3 separate regions of the Mus musculus genome follow, and regions 2 and 3 are each linked to region 1. Evidence: chromatin contacts called from ENCODE Hi-C or POLR2A ChIA-PET data. All regions are on one chromosome and are shown on one strand. Each heading gives the region's core, a stretch centred on a gene start or an enhancer-like site at or near the end of the contact. The rest is flanking DNA. Distances are from core to core; before and after follow the strand shown. Region 1 holds the start of Prss8 (protease, serine 8 (prostasin)). Region 2 holds the start of Vkorc1 (vitamin K epoxide reductase complex, subunit 1). Region 3 holds the start of Fus (fused in sarcoma).

Region 1 (3,117 bases), core at 173-2,672:
GTACACACACATGCATGCACCAGCACAAGCAAACTCTGAGGCTGCTGCTCTCCAGCCTGTCTTGAGGCAGGGTTTCATGAACCTGGACCTTGCTGGTTCGCCTAGACTGGCTGGGCAGCAAAGCCCCAGGGTCTGCTGACTCCCACCCAGGACTGTCCTGGGGTTGCAGCTGTGAACCGCCACACTCACACTTTACAGAAAGCCAGGGATCGGAACCTGGGTTTTTATGGGCCTGCACGTGGGAATTGCTTTACCACCGAGCCTTCCCTAGGCCTTTCCCTGAACTCCTACCCTACCTACTTCACAACACCCCGGCTTTGTCTTTATTTATTTATTTATTTATTCTTTTTTTTTTCCAAGACAGGGTTTCTCGGTATAGCCCTGGCTGTCCTGGAACTCACTTTGTAGACCAGGCTGGCCTCGAACTCAGAAATCCCCCTGCCTCTGCCTCCTGAGTGCTGCTGGGATTAAAGGAGTGTGCCACCACATCCGGCTTTTTTTTTTTTTTTTTTTAGAGATTTTTCTCTATGTAGCCTTGGCTATCCTAGAATTTGCTATGTAGACCAGTCTAGCCTCAAACTCACAGACATCTGCCTGCCTGTGCCTCCGTGGGACAAAGCACAACTGGCTTTAAAGACACGTGCCACCACACCTGGCCTAACTTTGCCAGTGTTGTTTGGTTGGCATCTTTCCATGCCCTCTGAGGATTTGGTTCCCAGCGTTGTTCTTCCACGAGCCCTGCAGCTACTGTGCAGTTGAGAGTCCCACTAATTGGGTCTATATCACAGCTCCTAATTTGAAATGATTAATCAATAATTGCCTTTTGTTACTTGATTCGAGTCTGACATCCCCACTTCATCATCATCTTAAGGAGGTCATAGATGGTACAGTCTGCCACTTGTGCCGGGTGCACAGATAGGTACTTAGCAAATACTTACCGGATGATTGTCAATAGCCAGCCGTGCTCAACACCTGCAGGAAGGTGTTTCTACAGAGGGCCTGCCACGAATGGCTTTGGCCTGGGGCATTCCCCCATGCTAGTTTTAGATACCTGGCCTGAGGAGGGATGGGAAGGGCTGAGCAGCGGCTGTGGCCCTACCTTAATAAGGTCTAGACCAGGCCAGGTTGTCGGGGAAGAGGGGACTAGGAGTGGGGGGAGGGGGGGTGATAACTGAGTGACCAATAAGACCTGGGGTACTTGGCTGGCCCTTAGGGTTCCCAGTCCTGCCTGGGACTGCTTTCTGACTGTCCAGGATCAGTTTTCCTGTATCAAAAGCACCCACTGCGAAAGGATCCAGGAAAGGACCACAGAGGCCAGAAGCAGGAAAAAAAAAAGCCTGCTTTCCGAGGAGGAGGAGGAGGGCGTGGCTGAGGGAGGAGCCCACAGGTGGTTGGCTCCTGAAGTGCCTGGAGAGGTCTCTGTTGACCAAATTGTAAGGCAGAACAGGTCCACGCTGGTCACTGCAGAGAGACTAAAGGTGTGTCCCGTCTTCCCCCTGGCCATTTTCTGCCGAGAAGCCTGCTTCACCTTCCCAGCCTAGATCCTGGGATTCCTCACTCTGATCCCACACCTAGATCCTGCCTTCAAAACCAGCCTTCTGGTTCTTCCCTTTCTACCTAGGGGCTCCTTCGGGGGGCCCTTGTCCTAGGCCATGGCCCTAAGGGTGGGCCTGGGACTTGGGCAGCTGGAAGCTGTGACCATTCTGCTCCTTCTCGGATTGCTCCAGTCGGGAATCCGTAAGTATGGATCCGCGGGAGGGAGGGTTGGAGAAGGAGCCCCGGTGAGAGCAGGCTGGTCCCCGTGTAGACTGAATTCGCGAATCTCCGTGTTCCTACCGTCTTCCCCTCTTCTCTTGTTAGTCCCCCAAACAAGGAATCACCCTATGGGGAAGCGGTTGGCGTGAAGGGCTCTGGGGACTCAGGCCTCCCTGCCAACTCCTCTCTCTTTCTTTCCCTCCAGGAGCTGACGGGACTGAAGGTGAGGCTTTCTGCGGGAGTTGGGGGAGTGAGGGCACAGCGGCTCGGTGTCCCCTGGCGGGTTGTAGGAACACTTGTCGCCTAGCTGGGCTTGCACTTAGCCACACTAAGTGTCCCAACAGCTCTGAGTGTATGGAATCTTGGCTCTTGTTTTATGAGGAAACTGAGGTAAAGAGATGCAGTGAGCTGTCCGCGGGCATAATCGAAGCCTGACTCTCAGTGTGGGTAGGGGAGGTGGCTCTGAGAAGATCAGCTCCAGTGTAGACTGGTTTCCGGTCTGAGCATAACTATCTAGTAGCCTTGTCTCCTTATCTTTCAAAGCTCCAGTTTCTTTGCCTTGAAAAGCTGTTCAGTTCTGTTCTTCTAGGGCTGTGAGGAAGACCGGGAGATTGGGAAGTGAAAGCCCCTTGGAGCCTAGATGCGCCTCAGCTGCAGTCTGAGTAGTAGCCATTGTCAGGATTGTGAGGGAATGAAGGAAGAATCTAGCTAGGTGTTTTCTCTGCCTACTGCTAGCTTGGGGGGTGGGGGGAGCGGCTCAGGTCCCCAACCTGAGGAATCCAATTTCCTTGCAATGTTCAATCACACCCCTAGTTCTCCTGTGCTCAGCAGATGGGGAGAGGGTGGAAACAGGTGTGTCTCTAGGTAACGCTCAGGTTGGTGCAGTTGGAACAGTCATAGGCATGAGAACAGGTGTCAGCCAGCCTGGACTCTGTGGAGAGGGCCCTGGAAGCTGAGAGCGACACCTGTGACCTAGCCGGCTGATCCAAACATGCCATGGAGGGGCTGTGCCCGGATGGCTCTCTAGCCTAGTGGAGAAAGGCTGGAAAGGCATTCAGAATAGAGTGACTGGTCTTAAAGGTCCAGTGGTAAGGAGTGAGTGGCCCAGTGGCTGTGACAGGAAGCGGGGCTGTGTGATAGTCAGAGGATAGTGGCATATGTACCTGCAATTTATTTTTTTTTAATTCTTTAAAATTAAGTGCCGGGCAGTGGTGGCGCATGCCTTTAATCCCAGCACTCGGGAGGCAGAGGCAGGCGGATTTCTGAGTTTGAGGCCACTTGGCCTACAAAGTGAGTTCCAGGACAGCCAGGGCTACACAGAGAAACCCTGTCTGGGGAAAAAAAATTAAGTGTTTTGCCCTG
Region 2 (3,117 bases), core at 188-2,687, 34 kb after region 1:
AATATCACTTGGAAGTCAAACTTTTTGACTCTAAAAATAAACATTAGACTCAATGTTCAAGTCATGCTTGCAACTAGGTGTCAAGGACATGCTCAAGGGCAGCTAGTTTGTCATGTGAGCATCAGTAAGACGTAAGGAAGACTGGGAATGTAAAATCTTCCCAAAACTTGGCTGTGAAGGGATTAGATTAAAGACAACTGGAGAGGGAGCTGGTGAAGAAACTCCAGGCAAATGGGAAGGGTGGAAAGGCAGACAGTACAGAACTGACAGGTCCTCAGTGGGGAGGGGGGGATATTTGTAAAGGGGAGATAATATAAGAGGGATTGTTGGGTTGATCCAGGCTCAGGTTTTGCCAAGAGTGCGCCACAGTGGTACAGAGGTCTGGGAAATCACAGGAAAGTATGGCCTAGATAAAGGAATTTATTGTGAGAGGGAGGGTGCCTCTGCCCACAAGGGGCGCTAGTGAGACACGAGGGATGGCTGGCGGTGATCTTGAAAGACAGGTTGTAGACAAATGGTATCTGAAATAATTTCGGGGAAAATGCTTCCAGAGTCGTATCCCTGCTTTCGCGGAATTCCATTCGTCTATTGACCCGTAGGTTCTAGACATACCAGATGCATAGACAGAACTTGTCATAAAAAATGTGCTAAGCCGGGCGTGGTGGCGCATGCCTTTAATCCCAGCACTCGGGAGGCAGAGGCAGGAGGATTTCTGAGTTCGAGGCCAACCTGGTCTTCTACAGAGTGAGTTCCAGGACAACCAGGGCTACACAGAGAAACCCTGTCTCACCTCCCCCCCCCCCCCAAATGAGCTAAACGGGAGATGGTTTAGCAGTTAAGAGCACTGACTGAACTTCCAGAGGTCCTTGAGTTCAATTCTCAGCAACCACACACGGTGGCTCACAATCATATGTAACCGGACCCAATGCCCTCTTCTGGTGTGTCTGAAGATAGCGACAGTGTGTTTGTGTTTGTGTGTGTGTGTGTGTGTGTGTGTGTTACCGTCCTGTTAATAGTAGCTTTACAGAGCCGGGCATGGTGGCACACGCCTTTAAATCCCAGCACTTGGGAGGCAGAGGCAGGCAGATTTCTGAGTTAGAGGCCAACCTGGTCTACAGAGTGAGTTCCAGGACAGCCAGGGCTGCACAGAGAAACCCTGTCCTTGAAAAACCAAACAAAACAAAACAAAGTAGCTTTACAGCACTACATACTCAAATTTCCCTTAATGTCTTGCAGCCTCTCCAACTACAATTCCCATCATGCCCGGCAGCTGCGTTATCAATGATTACCCACATTCCTAAATCCTGTTTACCAGCCCAGCATTCCTAGCTGTCATGCCTAAGAATAACCAATTGAATTGGAGAACGCCAGCGGAGGCCGACCAATCTTCCGGTAGGAGGGGCGTGGTGACAGCAGGCCCCGCCCTGCCCCGTGGCGATTCTTCCCTCCTGTCCCTGGGCTGTACTGTCGACATGGGCACCACCTGGAGGAGCCCTGGACTCGTGCGGCTTGCACTGTGCCTCGCTGGCTTAGCCCTCTCACTGTACGCACTGCACGTGAAGGCGGCGCGCGCCCGCGATGAAAATTACCGCGCGCTCTGCGATGTGGGCACGGCCATCAGCTGTTCCCGCGTCTTCTCCTCTCGGTGCGTGCAGACATGGAAAGCATGGGGCTCTTGAAGGCCAGGTTACCAGATAATTTTGGAGTCTGGGGTCGCAGTGTCCACAGAAAGGACACTTTGAGAGCGGCCTGGCTCCATGGGTTTTGGTGGGTAATCGGACGTGCACACTGGACCTCACAGAGATACTGGTGCTTGAACGCTTTCTGAGGATACTGTAAATACCAATGATGGGAAGACTGGAGGAGGCAGGGCAGTATATTGCATAGAGACTGAGGAAACTTGAGATGATACAAAGCGGGAGGAGGGGGTGGACTATTGGCTGTGCTGAGGGGACAAAGTGGCTCACTCTGTCCGGGTTGGAGGACCAAATGTTAGTGGGTGGTGAGGGAACTGTAGCTTTGTAGGCCCAAGCAAATAGATTTCCCAGTTGTGATCACCGTAAAGCGAAATCAAGCTGGGAAAAACTTTTAACCTTTCATTTATTTGTTTGTGAGGTGGCACATGCATGCCACTACATGCATGTGGAAGTCAAGAGAATAACGTTCGGGAGTTGAGTCTCTCCTTCTTTGTGGGCTGCGGGGGGATTCGATCCAGTTGACAGGCCTGGCAGCTGATACTTGTTTTTCCTGAGCCATCTCACCAACTCCTGAAAAATTATTGATAGTCTGTGATGACAGGCCACTAAGAGCCCCAGGACATGCCAGGTCAATGCCCTTTGGACTCTTAGTAGGTGGAGCTTCTTGCTAATCACTGTTCTACAAAAAAGCTCAAGAGGCACTTGGCCTACCCCACTTACCTGCTTCTTTCACTTCCACCAGGTGGGGCCGGGGCTTTGGGCTGGTGGAGCACATGCTAGGAGCGGACAGCGTCCTCAACCAATCCAACAGCATATTTGGTTGCCTGTTCTACACCTTACAGCTGTTGTTAGGTGAGTGAGTGGCTTTGCCCCTTCATGACCTGTCTTCTGAAATCCAGAGCAGCCCCACCTCGTGTCGTGTCGTGTCGGTGACCCAGACAATTGACACCCAGCTGCTAATTACTGAGCAATCTCATCACAAGGAGTCAAGAAAGCAGAACACTTAGCAGGAGGCTTATCCTACTTGGTTTAGGTAGCCAGAGGCTGAGGGCCCTCAAAGATTTCTCACAATCTCAGTTTTATGGCAAAGAATCAACTTCTTTCTTTTTGTTTAGTTTTTCGTTTTTTCTTCTCCCTCTCCCTCCCTCACCTTTTTTCCTCTTCCCCCCTCCCCCCCAACCCAAGGAGAGGATTTCTCTGTGTAATCCTGGCCGTTCTGGAAGTCACTACATGGGCCACCACACCTCACATGGGTTTTGTTTTTGTTGTTTGGTTTGTTTTTGAGGGGTGTGGTGAGGCTGAGGCAGGTGTTGAGATAGGGTTTCTCTGTGTAGTCCTGAATGTCCTGGAACTCACTCTGTAGACCAGCTGGCCTCAGACTGAGAGATCTGACTGTGTCTGCCATCAGAGTGCTGGGATT
Region 3 (3,117 bases), core at 199-2,698, 37 kb before region 1:
TCGATTATGTATCTATCCCAGAATTCAATATGTAGACCACCTCGAACTCACATAGATCTGCCTACTTCTACCTCTTAGTCCTGAAACTAAAGGTGTGTGCCACCAAACCTGGCTCAATCTTTAAAAAAAAAAAAAAAAAAAAAAAAAAACTCAAAATACAGATCATCCCTTAAGTTTAAAAATCCTTTTGACTTGTTGCAGGTCTTTCCAAGGCCTGCAACACACGTCACCACATTTTATATCTTCACAGCAGCTCTGTATACAGGAAAGGTGGTATCACCGGATGTCAAGATTAACTTTGACAGTCAGCGCTATTACACAGTTGAGTTCAAGCCCAAGGAAGCAGCTAGAAGAATGGGACTCTCCAACCCCCAAATGGCATGGTGCTCCCAAGGTTCCCGACGTGTGGCTCCAAATAACTGAGCTCCCGCCTACCATGCGCACCCAAAGCAGACAGCACTTTCAACAATCTGGGAAGCTGTAGCTCAGCAGCTCCCTGCAGGAAACCCAAGCTCTACCCCCGCACTGGGACAAAACTGACAGCGAGAGGGTGTGGCCTCGGAGAGCGACTCCTCTGATTTCCTTCCGGCCTTAGGAAAACTCAACTCTGAAGTGGGAAACTCAGGCCGGGGTCCCTGACTCCGTTGGTCATCCCCTGGCGGTCCTCCCAATCCCACGGACACGCAGGCCAGCCAGGAGCTTCCGCTCCCGCTGCGCGGCCACGGAGGCGGGAAGAGGTGGCCCCGCCCCTTCCCAAGGGACCCAGCGAGCAGGGCGAGGCCAGCACCGGACCACAAGTCTTCCGCCGAGGGTCTCGCGACAAAAAAAAAAAAAAAAAAAAAAAAAAGAAGAAGAAAGAAAGAAAGAAAGAAGAAGAAAGAAAAAAAGAAAAAAGTAAAAAAAACGGACCAACTCCTGGCGGGGGGGAGGGGGGCCGCGGCGAGAAGGGGGAGGGGCCAGAGGAGCGCGTGCGCGCACCAAGTGCCCGGATGCAGCACTGCGACAAAGCGAGGCCGGGAACGGAGGGAGGGGAGGGGGTGGGGCGAAGCTGCGGAGACCCAGAGCTCCCTCACCCCGGTCACCCCACGTCGCCAGGCAGCGTCTCTCTCAACACTCGACTCAAGTGACCGGGCCAGGAGAGAAAACCCACGGTCTCCGCGCCAAAGGCGCCAGGGGAGCCAAACAAAATGGCGACACCGCCCTCCCCTTCCCTCCACCCGCTGCTTCCCGCCAGAGGTGGGGGAGCCCACTCGCCCGCCACCGCAGGCCCAGCCGAAAGCCAAAAGCCTTGCTGCGAGGGAACGAGGCCTCGCAGGGACGCGCCGTCGCCGCCTCGCGCTCCCACATACCGTTTGAAGCCATGTCCGCGCACGCGCGCAGCGCAGGCCGCCAAGCAACAAAGTTCCAGACGACCGCGAAGCGATGCCGCGAGGACTGAGCGGCCCCGCCTCCCGCGCCCGCCTTAAGTACGCCTGCCGCCTACGCGCCACCGGGACGTACCAAGTGGAGAAGCGCGAGGGGGAGGCACGCCCAGGTCCCCACCCTTCCCCGGGGATACGGAGAGCTCAGGAAGACAAGAGGGAAAACGAACTCGCTTTATTCCCAAACACTCGCACGCGCTTTCTCCTTGCGGCCGGTGGCTCTCGTCCGTCGCCCGGGGCTCGCCTTCGACACACCTCTACCCCACTAGAGGCAGAATGGTACGACCCGGCCTCCCGCTAGGGGCGGTGCCAGGGCCCTGCGCCCGAGAGCGGAACTGTGTAGTCAAGGCCTGGAGTCTCCGGGTGTGGGAACCGAAATCCTTCCGACCGGCCCAGCGGCTGGGCCCCACTTTCACTGGGGAAGATGCAGCATACTTTCGCTTGCCCTGGCCTAGCAACTGAGTCGAACGCAGTGTCGCTCTGGTCCTCCACATTCTCTCCTGACAGACAGCACACTGATCAGTCTCGTTTTTCACTTAGGAATGCCTCGGCTTGCTGTTCTTTAGACCTTAACAAGGTTTATAGATTGTGACGTTTAACCTGGAAGAAGATGAGCTTTAGTCTGGACCCTATGGCCCTAAGGCTGGTTCAACAATAACACATATGTATACAACTTAAGAGGCTTCAAACCCACAATTACCCCCCCCCTTTTTTTTTTTAATTTGGCCTCTCAGTACCGCTCAGTTGATCTCGAATCCTTGATCCTATTTGCCTTAGCCCTGTGCATCCTGGAATTACAGTCGTCCTGGTTTTCCCCCATCATCATCTTGTAAAGAAATCTGAGGAATGTAGCTTAATGATAGAGCGATCGTTTAGCCTGTGCATGACCCTGCCTACCTCTCCAGTCCCGGAGCTAGGCAGAGGTGGAGGGGAGATGGATCTTATGAGAGCAGTGAGCGGCTAGACTAAGAATGTGAATGAGGTACGAGGCAGTTCAGGGTCAGACCTTCTGATCTTTAAAGTCTAAGCCTGGGGAACTACAAAATGCTTCTTGGTTACAGGAAATGATTGAAAGCATTTAAAGGCATGAACACTTTTTGTCAGTTCAAGGACAAAACGAAATTCAAGGGGGTTGGAGAGACAGCTGCTCTAGAGAAACCACAGGTTCAATTCCTAGTACCCGAATGTGGGCAAACAACCAACTGTAATTCCAATACCAGGGACTCTGGGATCACAGAGATCAGGTAATTCATTTTGCAATGAGTAGGTTAGGATGGGTCTGAGGGAATGACATTTCTACTGGGAGTTTACCAAGTGGATAAGAACAAAAATGACGGGTTGGAGAGAGGGCTCAGCGATTAAGAGCACTGACTGCTCTTCCGAAGGTCCTGAGTTCAAATCCCAGCAACCACATGGTGGCTCACAACCATCCATAACGAGATCCAGAAGAGGAGAGGGGTCACCCTCTTCTGGAGTGTCTGAAGACAGCTACGGTGTACTTACATAATAAATAAATAAATCTTTTTTTAAAAAGATATTTAAAAAAAAAAAGAAGAACAAAAATGACCAAGCTTGACTGAGAACCTGCTCTGTGAAGCCACGTTAGCTGTATCCTGAGAGGGGGCATTGGAGAAAAGATAGACATTGTCCTCCTCTTAGGAACCCTCTCTGGCCCGCCCACGGAACAGTGTGGAGA

Evidence for each region. A loop is a pair of places that touch in the nucleus more often than their neighbours do. ChIA-PET counts read pairs that join two places held with the same protein, here RNA polymerase II (POLR2A).
Region 2: POLR2A ChIA-PET joins it to region 1 with 65 read pairs in Patski. The contact joins the promoter of Vkorc1 here to the promoter of Prss8 in region 1. A Hi-C loop is called at or near these places in 1 of 37 maps with a recorded cell type or tissue (gastrocnemius). POLR2A ChIA-PET finds 5 or more read pairs at or near these places in 4 of 5 experiments (Patski and embryonic stem cell).
Region 3: POLR2A ChIA-PET joins it to region 1 with 81 read pairs in embryonic stem cell. The contact joins the promoter of Fus here to the promoter of Prss8 in region 1. A Hi-C loop is called at or near these places in 6 of 37 maps with a recorded cell type or tissue (T-helper 2 cell, heart and left cerebral cortex). POLR2A ChIA-PET finds 5 or more read pairs at or near these places in 5 of 5 experiments (Patski and embryonic stem cell).

What each region holds. Positions count from the first base shown.
Region 1 is chr7:127,928,418-127,931,534 of GRCm38, reverse strand. Prss8 (protease, serine 8 (prostasin)) reads left to right here and starts at 1,422. Exons shown (of 6, transcript NM_133351.3): 1 at 1,422-1,737; 2 at 1,961-1,978. The coding sequence starts at 1,653.
Region 2 is chr7:127,893,937-127,897,053 of GRCm38, reverse strand. Vkorc1 (vitamin K epoxide reductase complex, subunit 1) reads left to right here and starts at 1,437. Exons shown (of 3, transcript NM_178600.2): 1 at 1,437-1,645; 2 at 2,440-2,549. The coding sequence starts at 1,473.
Region 3 is chr7:127,965,810-127,968,926 of GRCm38, reverse strand. Fus (fused in sarcoma) reads right to left here and starts at 1,448. Exons shown (of 15, transcript NM_139149.2): 1 at 1,350-1,448. The coding sequence starts at 1,362.